2 separate regions of the Homo sapiens genome follow, and region 1 is linked to region 2. The links are chromatin contacts, found by Hi-C or POLR2A ChIA-PET in ENCODE. All regions are on one chromosome and are shown on one strand. The core of a region is the stretch at or near the end of the contact, and the rest is flanking DNA. Distances in the headings are between cores, read along the strand shown.

Evidence for each region. A loop is a pair of places that touch in the nucleus more often than their neighbours do. ChIA-PET counts read pairs that join two places held with the same protein, here RNA polymerase II (POLR2A). Pooled maps may share reads with other maps.
Region 1: a loop to region 2 is called in a pooled map, with 7 times the contacts of the local background. The contact joins the promoter of MYL6 here to the promoter of ERBB3 in region 2. A Hi-C loop is called at or near these places in 1 of 168 maps with a recorded cell type or tissue (chondrocyte) and 11 of 50 pooled maps. POLR2A ChIA-PET finds 5 or more read pairs at or near these places in 12 of 52 experiments (B cell, GM10248, H1 and 7 more).

Annotation. Positions count from the first base shown.
Region 1 is chr12:56,156,426-56,162,664 of GRCh38, forward strand. MYL6 (myosin light chain 6) reads left to right here and starts at 1,934. Exons shown (of 7, transcript NM_021019.5): 1 at 1,934-1,979; 2 at 2,259-2,286; 3 at 3,162-3,305; 4 at 3,550-3,723; 5 at 3,818-3,895; 6 at 4,201-4,245; 7 at 4,962-5,154. The coding sequence starts at 1,977. The coding sequence ends at 4,229. MYL6B (myosin light chain 6B) reads left to right here. Exons shown (of 8, transcript NM_002475.5): 6 at 1,043-1,120; 7 at 1,273-1,310; 8 at 1,457-1,557. The coding sequence ends at 1,301. It overlaps MYL6B-AS1 (MYL6B antisense RNA 1), which reads right to left and starts at 1,800. Exons shown (of 3, transcript NR_186043.1): 1 at 1,758-1,800; 2 at 1,209-1,520. It overlaps SMARCC2 (SWI/SNF related BAF chromatin remodeling complex subunit C2), which reads right to left. Exons shown (of 29, transcript NM_001330288.2): 29 at 5,934-6,239. RefSeq lists enhancers at 933-1,042, 3,053-3,122, 3,163-3,232, 4,203-4,825, 4,826-5,446 and silencers at 1,663-1,832, 2,203-2,382.
Region 2 is chr12:56,076,122-56,082,459 of GRCh38, forward strand. ERBB3 (erb-b2 receptor tyrosine kinase 3) reads left to right here and starts at 4,044. Exons shown (of 28, transcript NM_001982.4): 1 at 4,044-4,261. The coding sequence starts at 4,180. RefSeq lists enhancers at 1,827-1,876, 3,701-4,691.

The DNA.
Region 1 (6,239 bases), core at 684-3,183, 78 kb after region 2:
GAAACCTCGTCTCTACTAAAAACACAAAAATTAGCCAGGCATGATGGCGGGTGCCTGTAATCCCAGCTACTTGGTAGGCTAAGGCAGGAGAATCGCTTTAACCCGGGAGGTGGAGGTTGCGGTGAGCCGAGACCGTGCCACTGTACTCCAGCCTGGGTGATAGAGCAAGACTCAGTTTAAAAAAAAGCAAAACAGCATGGGCTGGCCGGGAGCAGTGGCTCACTCCTGTAATCCTAGCACTTTGGGAGGCCAAGGCAGGAGGATCGCTTGAGCCCAGGAGTTCGAGACCAGCCTGGGCAACGTAGTGAGATTCTATCTCTATTTAAAAAAAAAAAAAGTACAAGGCTGGGCGTGGTGGCTCACACCTGTAATCTCAGCATTTTGGGAGGCCGAGATGGGCAGATCATTTGAGCTCAGGAGTTCGAGACCAGCCTGAGCAACATGGCAAAACCATGTCTCTACAAAAAAATTTAAAAATTAGCCAGGCGTGGTGGTGCACGCTTGTAGTCCCAGCTACTTCGAAGGCCGATGTGAATCACTGGAGCCCAGGAGGTGGAAGTTGCAGTGAGCCATGATGATGTCACTGCACTCCAGCCTGGGTGACAGAGGGAGACCCTATCTCAAAAAAAAAAAAAAAAAATTACAATTGTTATGTTTATATTGTTGTTTACAAAAATATATGGAAAAAGCCAGGCGCGGTGGCTCACGCCTGTAATCCTAGCACTTTGGGAGGCCGAGGCAGGTGTATGACCTGAGGTCAAGAGTTTGAGAGCAGCCTGCCCAACATGGCGAAACCTCGTCTCTACCAAAAATACAAAAAATTAGCCGGGCGCCTGTAATCCCAGCTACTCGGGAGGGTGAGGCAGGAGAATCGCGTGAACACGGGAGGCGGAGGTTGCAGTGAGCCGAGATCGCTCCGCTCCACTGCACTCCAGCCTGAGCGACAGGAGCGAAACTCCGTCTCAAAAAAAAAAAGGAAAAGCGTGGCCTGGGTGAGTGAAGGAGGGAAAGGAGGGCCTCAGACGTTGTGTCTGGGATTCAGGAGAGAAGATGACTGAGGAGGAGGTGGAGACCGTTCTGGCAGGACACGAGGACAGCAACGGCTGCATCAACTACGAGGGTGAGGGGACAAAAAAGCGGGAGCGGGGCCGAGGGAGGAGGGCAGCCTGGCGTCTTGCCGCGTGTGGGCGGGGGCACCCCTGGATTACCTAGAGTCAGATGTATTATCCAAAGGCCTGCTTCTGAAGCCCCTCTTGCCTCCTCTCTCTGCAGCCTTCTTGAAACACATCCTAAGCGTCTGAGTGCTGCAGGTAGGGCCCTCCCACCCCTTCGCCGCGCCTTACGAGGCAAGTCTCCCGCCCTTCTCTCAGCCAACATAGAAAAGCAGCGGAGTTCATTCTGCTGTCCGGTTGCTGCACGGGCTCCAGCGCTTCGCAACTTTGGTTTTTTTCCACAGATCCAGTGGGGTCCGGACACTGGGCCCCGCAGGCGAAAGCACGTTCCAGCCACCAGGAGGCCACCTATTGTTTCAAAATAAAGACTGGGTTCCTCTCTTGGTTTCAGACTGCTATTTTTTTCATGGTTGGGGGAGCAGCGGGAGACGGGGAGGGTGCTAGGAGGAGAGGGCGGGAAAAGAGGGCTCTCTCCTCTTCCAATCCTCTGATCTTCCTGCTGTTGGGAGGTGCAGATTCATTGTGCCCCAGCCCACGTCCCCCCACGACCCCCGCCCCCCCACCTCCCCCCACGACCCCCCCCACCTCCGAGCGGGTTCTGTGCCCAGGTGGCGCTGGAGAAAGGAACAGCGGACCCCGCCCAAGTCATTACTAATGTAGCAATCGTCTGCATAAACCCAGGCCACGGTTCCTATTGGCTGAGTCCTCTGAGGGTGACGTCATCGGGACGTACTAAGACTAGGGTTGGGCCGAGAGTCGGAGCCATTACTGCAGGAAAAGGTCCCGGAGAGCTGAGCAGTCAAGATGGTGGGGCCCAGGTCTTGGGAGACGGGCAGGATTGGGGACGAGAGGCAGGAAGAGACGGGTGGGGGGCGAGGAGAAGGCAGGGGTAGGAGGCAAAGGGAATCTGAGGACCCGAAAGGTTGGAGGTGGGGTTGGAAAGACTGGGGCCCTGCGGGGAAGCGAGTCTGCAGCCTGAAACAGGAGTTTGTGGGTCAGAGTTTGTGGGTCAGAGTTTGTGGGGCTGGGATAGAAACTCGGGGGATTGGCGTTCAGATGCTGACCACTTCCCTCTTCTCTGAGCAGTGTGACTTCACCGAAGACCAGACCGCAGGTAGGTTATCTCTGATCCCTACCGAGGTCACCCTTAGGGAGAGGGACACCCTCCCCCCAGCACCTATCCTCTAATCTTAATCTGTCATCTCTTTAGCACCCCCATGAGATTACCCCCTGGATTATTTTCTCTTCTTCTGGATCCTCCATTTTCTTTTCTCACTTTCTTCCTCCCTCCCCTTCCACTCTAGATCTGATCCCAAGCACTGGGTGAGTTTTAGGTGGTGTGGGTATGTGAAAAAACTTGGTCACTTAATGCCTGCTGTGTGTGGGGTCTCGGGAGGGTGTATAAAGCTGCCTGCTTTCCTTTGTCCTTTAATCAGCTACTTCTGCCTCTTTTCTCCTCTTGTGATAACTGTCCCCGCCCTCCCAGCTTGCAGTTGTGAAGATTGTAGAGCAGTGACCTGATATTCTGTGCAGATGGGGACAAGACAGGGGAGTTTGCTAAGGATATGACTGTAGCTATACCCTCTGGAAGTTCTCTTTATACTGGAGGGGTGCGAAGTGGCAGGTTGGGATGACCCTAGTCCCAGGCTGCTGCTCCCACTTCCTTATAAGGACAGGACTGAGACTGGGCGGTGGCGAATTCCTGCCCTGAGAAGTGTAGTAGCAGCAGTGGAGATTGGCAGGCCTGCCGCAGGCAGAGGGGTTGTGTAAATGGATGTTACCAGGCTGCCAGAAGGGGAGGAAGCCTCTATATAGAACACTTGAGTTGGGAGGAAGAGAAATAGAGCCCTCTTAAGTAGACTTTGGTGTACAGTTTGGTGCAGATATCTCGTTTCCTCAGCATGATCAAAGTTGAATGGGCAGCAGAGCTCTGAGGTAGGGTTTGGATTAACCCTCAAATCCTGTGTTGACATTCATCTGAATCCTCAGAGTTCAAGGAGGCCTTCCAGCTGTTTGACCGAACAGGTGATGGCAAGATCCTGTACAGCCAGTGTGGGGATGTGATGAGGGCCCTGGGCCAGAACCCTACCAACGCCGAGGTGCTCAAGGTCCTGGGGAACCCCAAGAGTGATGGTGAGGGGCCTAAAGAACAACTCCTCAGTGTGGTCATGGGCCCACAGTTCTTCAGCTAAGAGCTTCCCTTTATCTTCATAGGCCCCAAACTCAAGCAAGTCTGGATTAGCAAATCCCATGGATTTCCTTGCTTTTAGTGGGGAGTCATCTGTCATCTCTCTGTTCAGTTGAGGTCTCTATAATCCCCTGTCCTGAGAACTTGTGTTACTTCTCTGGCCTGACACTTCCACCTCCTTTATGGCAGAGATGAATGTGAAGGTGCTGGACTTTGAGCACTTTCTGCCCATGCTGCAGACAGTGGCCAAGAACAAGGACCAGGGCACCTATGAGGATTATGTCGAAGGACTTCGGGTGTTTGACAAGGAAGGAAATGGCACCGTCATGGGTGCTGAAATCCGGCATGTTCTTGTCACACTGGGTAAGGTTCTGTGTCCTTGTCCTTGAGCTGAGATGGCACCCTGAGGTACCTCACTTGTCACCCAATTCCAAAAATGCTTTCTTTCCCCCTGCAGGTGAGAAGATGACAGAGGAAGAAGTAGAGATGCTGGTGGCAGGGCATGAGGACAGCAATGGTTGTATCAACTATGAAGGTAAGAGGTGAACTGCGCTTTCTCAGAGAAAGCAGCCATATGGGGCAGGTCAAGTATAGTGTCTGGGGCTTTCCCTATCCCTGGACTTGGGCTCCAAAAAGAGCCAGGAGGCAAGGTGCAGGGCCCTGCCCAGCCCAGCCCAGGAGTGGGAGGTCAGGGCGGTATAACAGGAAAGGAAGGGGGTAGTATTGTAGAGGGTGGGAAGGAATGAGAAGTGAAATAATGGAATGTCTGTCCCCACTGCCTGACCCCTCACCCCATGTCTTTGTCTTGTCTTCACCATGAATGTCTCTTCCTTCCTGCAGCGTTTGTGAGGCATATCCTGTCGGGGTGACGGGCCCATGGGGCGGGTACGGCTCCTCCCAGCCTCTCCTCTAGTTGATCTCCCCAGTGTTTCTTTTTTCCCCAACCTGTGCTCTTTATCCCCTGCCCTTACCCTACTACCATCTGACTTCCTCCTGGCATGTTTCTGCATGGAGCTGACTAGGGAGGGGAGGGATTCCTCAAAGAGGAAGACAACCTGGGGGTACAGTACCTCCTTACCTCTAGAATGGGCCCTGAGGTTTTACTTATGCGGCCCTGGGTGCTGGTGTCTGGGAACTCTCACCAGCCTGTATACCAGTCTTGCTTTAGGGTGACCTTCTGGCCCTGGAGCATGGGTAGCTGGCATAGAGGGGTATGGGTTGCCTGCCCCATTCTGCTGCTATAGCTGAACAGTCCTTTCCCCTTCCCTCGCTGGGCAGCTTGGAGGTACCCTAACCCAAAACTCTGTCCTCTCCTCCCGCCAGTGGCTGACAGTAGCTGTAGGTGTAGTGGAGAACTTTTCTGCCTCTGCTGTGTTCTTGCTGCTTAGGTTTGGGTGGGGGACTAACAGCTGCTGGGAGGGGAGCTAGGGGCATGGAGAACTGGTCAGACTCAAGGTGGCTCCTCTGCAAACTGACCCCAGGGTTGGTTGCTGTGGGCATGTTCCCGCTTATGCTACCTTTGCAGTCTGGTAGTCCCCTGGCCCTTGGCGTACCCCTCCACAGCCCTGTTCCCTGGCTCATCCCACCTTTCCTTTCCACAGAGCTCGTCCGCATGGTGCTGAATGGCTGAGGACCTTCCCAGTCTCCCCAGAGTCCGTGCCTTTCCCTGTGTGAATTTTGTATCTAGCCTAAAGTTTCCCTAGGCTTTCTTGTCTCAGCAACTTTCCCATCTTGTCTCTCTTGGATGATGTTTGCCGTCAGCATTCACCAAATAAACTTGCTCTCTGGGCCCTCGGTTCGGTTCTTTCTTTCCTGAACAGGGTAAAGGGGAAGAAGGTGAGATGGTGATGATTTCTGCCCTGAGGCAGAGTCCAAGGTCAATCAATGGTGCAGGGGTTGAGGAAAGCTGGGGGAGGCCCTGTACTAGCCATCTGGGCTTCATTTAAAAACTACTGGCCCCATTCATCCATCTTACACAAGCTACCTCTTGGGAGATTAGGAAAGCCATAGATCCCAGTAGGACTAAGGCTGGCCATCCCTGTTCCATTCCATATCAGGCTGTCTTCTCCTACCCTTCCAGCTCCTTAAATCTGGCCCCCGCCCTCCCAAGCTCCCAATAAGGCCTTTTGTGGGGAAGCCTGTGGAGTGTTTATTGGAGCTAAAGCCAGGCCATTATTAGCACTGCCTAAGCCTGTCCGTCACCTCAGCAGGGTGAAGGGCCAATTATAACAAAAGTAGGTAAGGGGCTTGCCTCCTCTCTAATAAGGGAAGGAGTGAAACCACTACTTCTGAAGGGACAGAGATACAAAATTCCATGTTGTGGGAATGTCCTTCCAAGTCTTAAACAGCTTTTAGGGCAGGTGAGAGCCTCTGCTCCTATACCAGCACATAGTCTCGACAGTTGTGCTGCCGTTCGTGTTTTGTGGGGAGGCGCAGTGTCTGTAGGCCGTGTGGCTTGCAGAGTGTCTTTCGGCCCAGGTAAACGCCGCTGTGAAGGACTCCAGGAAAGCTGCTCCCATCACAATCCCCCTGCCTGACAGCCACAGGTAAGAACACAGAATGCACCCACAAGATGGAACTGAAAGCAAATTAATTTATAAAAAAAAAAAAAAGAAAGAAAGAAAAAAAGAGAAAATTTACAGAAAACTTTGAACAGAAGAAAGGTGCTAAGACGCAGAGGGAGAGAAACATGGGGACATGAGGAACAAAGGGCCTGGTGGGAGGAACCAAGAAGAACCAGTGCAGAGCCTGGAGTCACACCTGCCTTCCCGTCACAGGGGAGAAGCTGGGACACGTGGAGCAGGAATGCGGGAAGCAGAGTTGAGCTGCGAGCCAAGGGTTGGTCCAACCCAAGGTTGGGCACCCTCTTCCACTGCTCC
Region 2 (6,338 bases), core at 2,794-5,293:
CCACATCTCAGACAATGGGCGGCCGGGCAGAGACGCTCCTCACTTCCTAGATGTGATGGCGGCCGGGAAGAGGCGCTCCTCACTTCCTAGATGGGATGGCGGCAGGGCGGAGACGCTCCTCACTTTCCAGACTGGGCAGCCAGGCAGAGGGGCTCCTCACATCCCAGACGATGGGCGGCCAGGCAGAGACACTCCTCACTTCCCAGACGGGGTGGCGGCCGGGCAGAGGCTGCAATCTCAGCACTTTGGGAGGCCAAGGCAGGCGGCTGGGAGGTGTAGGTTGTAGTGAGCCGAGATCACGCCACTGCACTCCAGCCTGGGCACCATTGAGCACTGAGTGAACGAGACTCCGTCTGCAATCCCGGCACCTCGGGAGGCCGAGGCTGGCGGATCACTCGCGGTTAGGGGCTGGAGACCGGCCCGGCCAACACAGCGAAACCCCGTCTCCACCAAAACCAGTCAGGCGTGGCGGCGCGTGCCTGCAATCGCAGGCACTCGGCAGGCTGAGGCAGGAGAATCAGGCAGGGAGGTTGCAGTGAGCCGAGATGGCAGCAGTACAGTCCAGCTTCGGCTCCGCATGAGAGGGAGACCGTGGAAAGAGAGGGAGACCGTGGGGAGAGGGAGAGGGGGAGGGGGAGGGGGAGGGGGAGGGACCAATCAACAGTCTTATAAGTAGATACAACAGTGTATAAACAAGGAAACCAAGGAAGATTTTTCTCCTTCAGAACTCGGACCCTGAATACCAGGTTGAGCTGGAGCTGAGTGAGTAATAAAATGAAAGGCCCTTTAATGTGGGGGAGGGTAGGTAGGAGTGGAGACCCTTAAGTAGTATCAGCACTGTTGTCTGATGGGAGTGTGAATCTGAACACATGAAGCTCCAGTCTCAGTAGAACAGTAAGAAATCCTAAGTAAGGCCAGGCATGGTTCACATCTGAAATCCTAACAATTTGGGTAAACTGAGGTGGAAGGATTGCAGAGGCCAGGAGTTCAAGACCAGCTTGGGCAACATAGCCAGACCCCCACCCCCACCCCCGCATCTCCATATCATACAAAAATAATAAAGAAATCCTAGGTAAGGCCAGATGGTAAGGCCAGGTGTGGTGGCTCATGCCTGTAATCCCAGCACTTTGGGAGGCCGAGGTGGGTGGATTGCCCAAGGTCAGGAGTTCAAGACCAGCTTGGTCAACACAGTGAAACCCCGTCTCTACTAAAAATACAAAAATTAGCTAGGTGTTGTGGCAGGCACCTGTAATCTCAACTACTCAGGAGGCTGAGGCAGGAGAATAGCTTGAACCCAAGAGGCAGAGGTTGCAGTGAGCCAAGATCGAGCCATTGCACTCCAGCCTGGGCACCAAAAGCGAAACTCAGGAGAATGCCTTGAACCCAGGAGGCAGAGGTTGCAGTGAGCTGAGATCACGCCATTGCACTCCAGCCTGGGTGACAGAGCGAGACTCCATCTCAAAAACAAACAAACAAATAAACAAAGTAGCCAGACATTTTGGTGCCCACCTGTAGACTCAGTTACTAGGGAGGCTGAAGTGGGAGAATCACCTGAGCCTGGGAAGTTGAGGCTGCTGTGAGCCATGATTGCACCACTGCACTCCAGCCTGGGTGACAGAGGGAGATCCTGTCTCAAAAAAAGGAAAAAAAGCCAGGTGTGGTGGCTCACACCTGTAATCCCAGCACTTTGGGAGGCTGAGGTGGGTGGATCACCTGAGGTCAGGAATTAGAGACTAGTCTGGCCATCACAGTGAAACCCCATCTCTACTAAAAATACAAAAAATTAGCCGGGCTTGGTGGCGCACGCCTTGTAGCCCCAGCTACTTGGAAGCCTGAGGCAGGAGAATCACTTGAACTCAGTAGTGAGCTGAGATCAGGCCACTGCACTCCAGCCTGGGTGACAGAAACAGAACAAGATTCCGTGTCAAAAAAAAAAAAGCAACAGACCAGAAGGCCATGAGGTCAAACAAAACAATGTTTTGTTTTTGTTTTGAGATGGCGTCTCACTCTGTCGCCCAAGCTGGAGTGCAGTGATGCAATCTCAGCTCACTGCAACCTCCACCTCCCGGGTTCAAGCGATTCTCCTGCCTCAGTCTCCTAAGTAGCTGGGATTACAGGTGCCCACCATCATGCCCAGCTAATTTTTGTATTTTTAGTAGAGACGGTGTTTCACTATGTTGACTAGGCTGGTCTCGAACTCCTGACCTCAAGTGATCTGCCCGCCTCGGCCTCCCAAAGTGCTGGGATTACAGGCATGAGCCACCGCGCCCAGCCGAATGTTTTGTTTTTTAAGATGGAAGATATCCCAGCACTTTGGCAGGCTGAAGCAGGTGGATCATTCCAGCTTGGGCAACAAGAGCGAAACTCTGTCTCAAAAAAAAAAAAAAAGAAAAGAAAAAAAAAGAGAGAAAGAAACCCTAGGTAAAAGTCTGAGCCCCACCTCCCAATCACCTGATCACCTCAACCACTGTCACCAGGTGGATGACCTTGGAGAGGTCACACACTTCTAGTTCTGTAAAATGGGGAGTTATATTGCCTAAATCATATAATTTTTATGTTAAGTGACACATTCTCTAAGGCACTAAGTTTGAGGACATACTTTGTAAATGAAATGATATATGGAAATGTTTGTATATGTTAATGGTTTTGTTGTTGCTATTATTATTATGACTACTATACACATGGTCTGGAGAAAGCCAACCTCCCCAAAGCGGAGATTCTCCAGTAGAGAACAGGCCCTCTAGGTTGCATATCAATAGGGAGCATGTTTAAGGAATGTTAGCCGGTAGTCTTTGCTAGGTGTGAGGGGTGAAATTTTTCTTTATCAAGGCTCAACTGTTTTCGAAGTCTTCAGGCTTGAAGTTCTGGAGAAAACAACTAGGCTCTCCGGGCGAGATCCCGAATACCAGTTTAAGGGATTTGAAATGCAAGGCCGTCTGGGACTCCACTGCCACGGATGGGCACCAGGCGGCGCCGGTCGGATCCGTCCCGGGACTAGCAGGGCTTTGGGCAGCAACCCGCAGGGAGCCCGACCGCCTCTGGCCAGGTCCGGGCAGCTGGTGGGGGAGGTTCCAGAGGTCCACGCCATTCGTGGACGCAGTCTCTAGTGTCCTCTCCGCGTCCCACTTCACTGCCCCATCCCCTTTCCTGCGAGAGCCTGGACTTGGAAGGCACCTGGGAGGGTGTAAGCGCCTTGGTGTGTGCCCATCTGGGTCCCCAGAAGAGCGGCGGGAACTGCGGCCGCCCGGACGGTGCGGCCAGACTCCAGTGTGGAAGGGGAGGCAGCTGTTCTCCCAGGCGGCCGTGGGGGGCAGCAGAGGGGACGGCGACAGGTGCGGGAGCCCCTCCCGGGGTAGAAGTGGAAAGGCGGGCTCCGGGGTCTGTTCCCAGGCTGGAAACCACCCCCGCCCCCCATCCAAATCCCCGGGAGAGGCCCGGCCGGCGCCGGGTCTGGAGGAGGAAGCGGCCAGAGACAGTGCAATTTCACGCGGTCTCTGTGGCTCGGGTTCCTGGGCTGGGTGGATGAATTATGGGGTTTCGAGTCTGGGAGAAACTGAGGTGGCCTGGACGTGAGGCAAAAAACACCCTCCCCCTCAAAAACACACAGAGAGAAATATTCACATTCTGAGAGAAAATCCACCAAGTGAACCAACCGGCTAGGGGAGTTGAGTGATTTGGTTAATGGGCGAGGCCAACTTTCAGGGGGCAGGGCTTTGGAGAGCTTTCCACTCCCTCATTCATTACCCTTCCCTGGATCTGGGGGCTTTCGGAATCTCGACCTCCCCTTGGCCTATCTCCTGCAGAAAAATTAGGGTGAGCCCCATCCTCGATCTGCTCCGCCAAGTTGCGGGACCGCGGGGCGTGGCACGCTCGGGGCAGGCGGTCCGAGGCTCCGCAATCCCTACTCCAGCCTCGCGCGGGAGGGGGCGCGGCCGTGACTCACCCCCTTCCCTCTGCGTTCCTCCCTCCCTCTCTCTCTCTCTCTCACACACACACACCCCTCCCCTGCCATCCCTCCCCGGACTCCGGCTCCGGCTCCGATTGCAATTTGCAACCTCCGCTGCCGTCGCCGCAGCAGCCACCAATTCGCCAGCGGTTCAGGTGGCTCTTGCCTCGATGTCCTAGCCTAGGGGCCCCCGGGCCGGACTTGGCTGGGCTCCCTTCACCCTCTGCGGAGTCATGAGGGCGAACGACGCTCTGCAGGTGCTGGGCTTGCTTTTCAGCCTGGCCCGGGGCTCCGAGGTGGGCAACTCTCAGGCAGGTAAGTGGCGCGAGAGCACCGGCGGGCTCGGCACCTGGGAGCCGGAACCCAGTGCGCGCAGCCTCGGAGGGTATGGGCACGGTCTCAGGCGGCGCGGGGTTGTGGGTGCTGCCCCCGGTTTGCCAGGACCACCTGGGAGAGGGGCGGTCAGGCTCGGGTTATCGGCGTGGTCCGGCCGAGGGCGGCATTCCGGGACCCTCACGCCACCCTTCTCCAGAGCGTCGCCGACCCTCTAATTGGTCTCCCCAGAAGAGGCTGAGGCCGAAACAGTAGTTCACACTTCTGAGGGGCCCTGCAGGGAGGGGAGCAGGGAACTTCATTCTGTAAACAGGAGGTGCTTGGAGGTGGGGGCCTTGGCGGGAAGGGTCTCGGTTTGCTCGCCAACCCCCTGCCCCCCACCCGCGCCGATTTCAGCTACCCCTAGTTTCGTTGTTTTGCCGACAGGGCGGAGCTACAGAAGGTTGGAGGGGGTTGTTGTTCTCTGGTGTTGGAAAAACAGGAGCGGCACCTCCTCTTCCGTGAGTGAGCCTGCCCTGGGGAGGTCTGAGATTAACCAGAGGGCCAAGTTCAGGTGACATCAGGCAGGAGGCCCAACAGAGGCTGGCGCCCCCTTTCCTCAGTATAGCAGAGCTTAAGCAACATCTCTTTGTCAAGACCCAGGTCAACACAACTCATATTTATTGAGCATCTACTATACACAAGGCCCTGGGCCAGGAGCTGTAAGGGCAAGGATGTCCAGCCTCTGGTCTTTTCTCTCCCCAACCTGAGGATCAAGAGGGCACCTCTGCTACTTTCTAAGCCTCCTGCCTTGGGGAGTCCTTCCTGGGCTCAGCTTGTGCCTCCCGCCCCCATTTTGCTTATTGTCTGACACTGTCTCTAGGACCCTAGACAGAGCCCCGGATTGCTCTTCTCCAGTCCTCCCCCGACTCCCATGCTATCTGAGCCCACCCCTTTGGGGTGTCTCTGGGACCGTGGACACCTGAGGACTGAAGTTCTGTGGATCTCCTCCCCTCCCCTCAGATCTCAGCTTGGGGTTTGGCACAGCCAGGGCCCCTTCCCCAGTGTGGGAGTGGAAGAAACCACCTGTGCTTCCCTCACAGTTGCTGGGCCTAAATTTAGATCCTGGGATTTTTAGATGTGAACACTCCCAGCTGGTGGAGGGGGGTGGTCTGGGGACTGGCGTGGGAGGGAGCAGTGGAGTGACTGTATAACTGTCCCATCCAGACTCCTGCAATCTTCACCCAGAAACCCAGGAGTACCAGAGTCTGGCCACCCTCCCTGGGGAGGCAGGAGGCAGGCATGGTTGGGTCTCTTTACCCTTTATCTGGGTCCTGCAGCCTCTGGGCATCCGGCCCTGTCTCAGTCCTTCTATAGCCCCTTTGTCCTGGCTGTGATGGGGGTGGGGGATGTTGGAGGGGAGGCCTCTGGTTGAGGAGGGGCTGGAGATTCTGGCTCTATCCCACCCCTAGTGCTCTCTACCAAAGGAGGGCCTGTGACACTGCCCCTCCCTATGCTCCCGGTTCCTGGGTACAGCAGGGATTTTTATGATTCCCTTCCCCTGCCCTGCTCCCCAAGCTGCCTAGCTCCTCCCCAGAGGTGTTGTTTGTGCTCCCTTCCTGCCCAGGCCCTTTGCCCCCTGTTTGTGTAATATGGACTTTACCCTCAGGGTAGCAGGGAACTGGGCTACCTCTAACACTGTAGCCTTCCAAGCACAGACACAAAGTCTGCACAAACACTTATGGGCACGTGGGATAGATGGGGCCACCTGAAATACTTCCTGCAAGGAAACCCAACTATAGATTCCTGAGCCAGCAGGACCAATGTGTACGTGTTCGTGTGTACATTGTGTGTGTATGTGTGTGCCCACACTACTACTTCCCTGTGCAGAAAGCTTGGCTCCTCCCTTATCTGGGGAGAAGTGTTGGCACTATAACTTGGGAAAGGGGGTATCCTGCCAGGAAGGGGATTGGGGTGGGGCTGTTCCAGAAATGACTAACCTTCCTAGTCTCTTTCATTTCAACCCAAGGACCCTGGAGTTCCCAGCTCCTCTGGAACTAGCTCTCTTTGCTGGGACTAG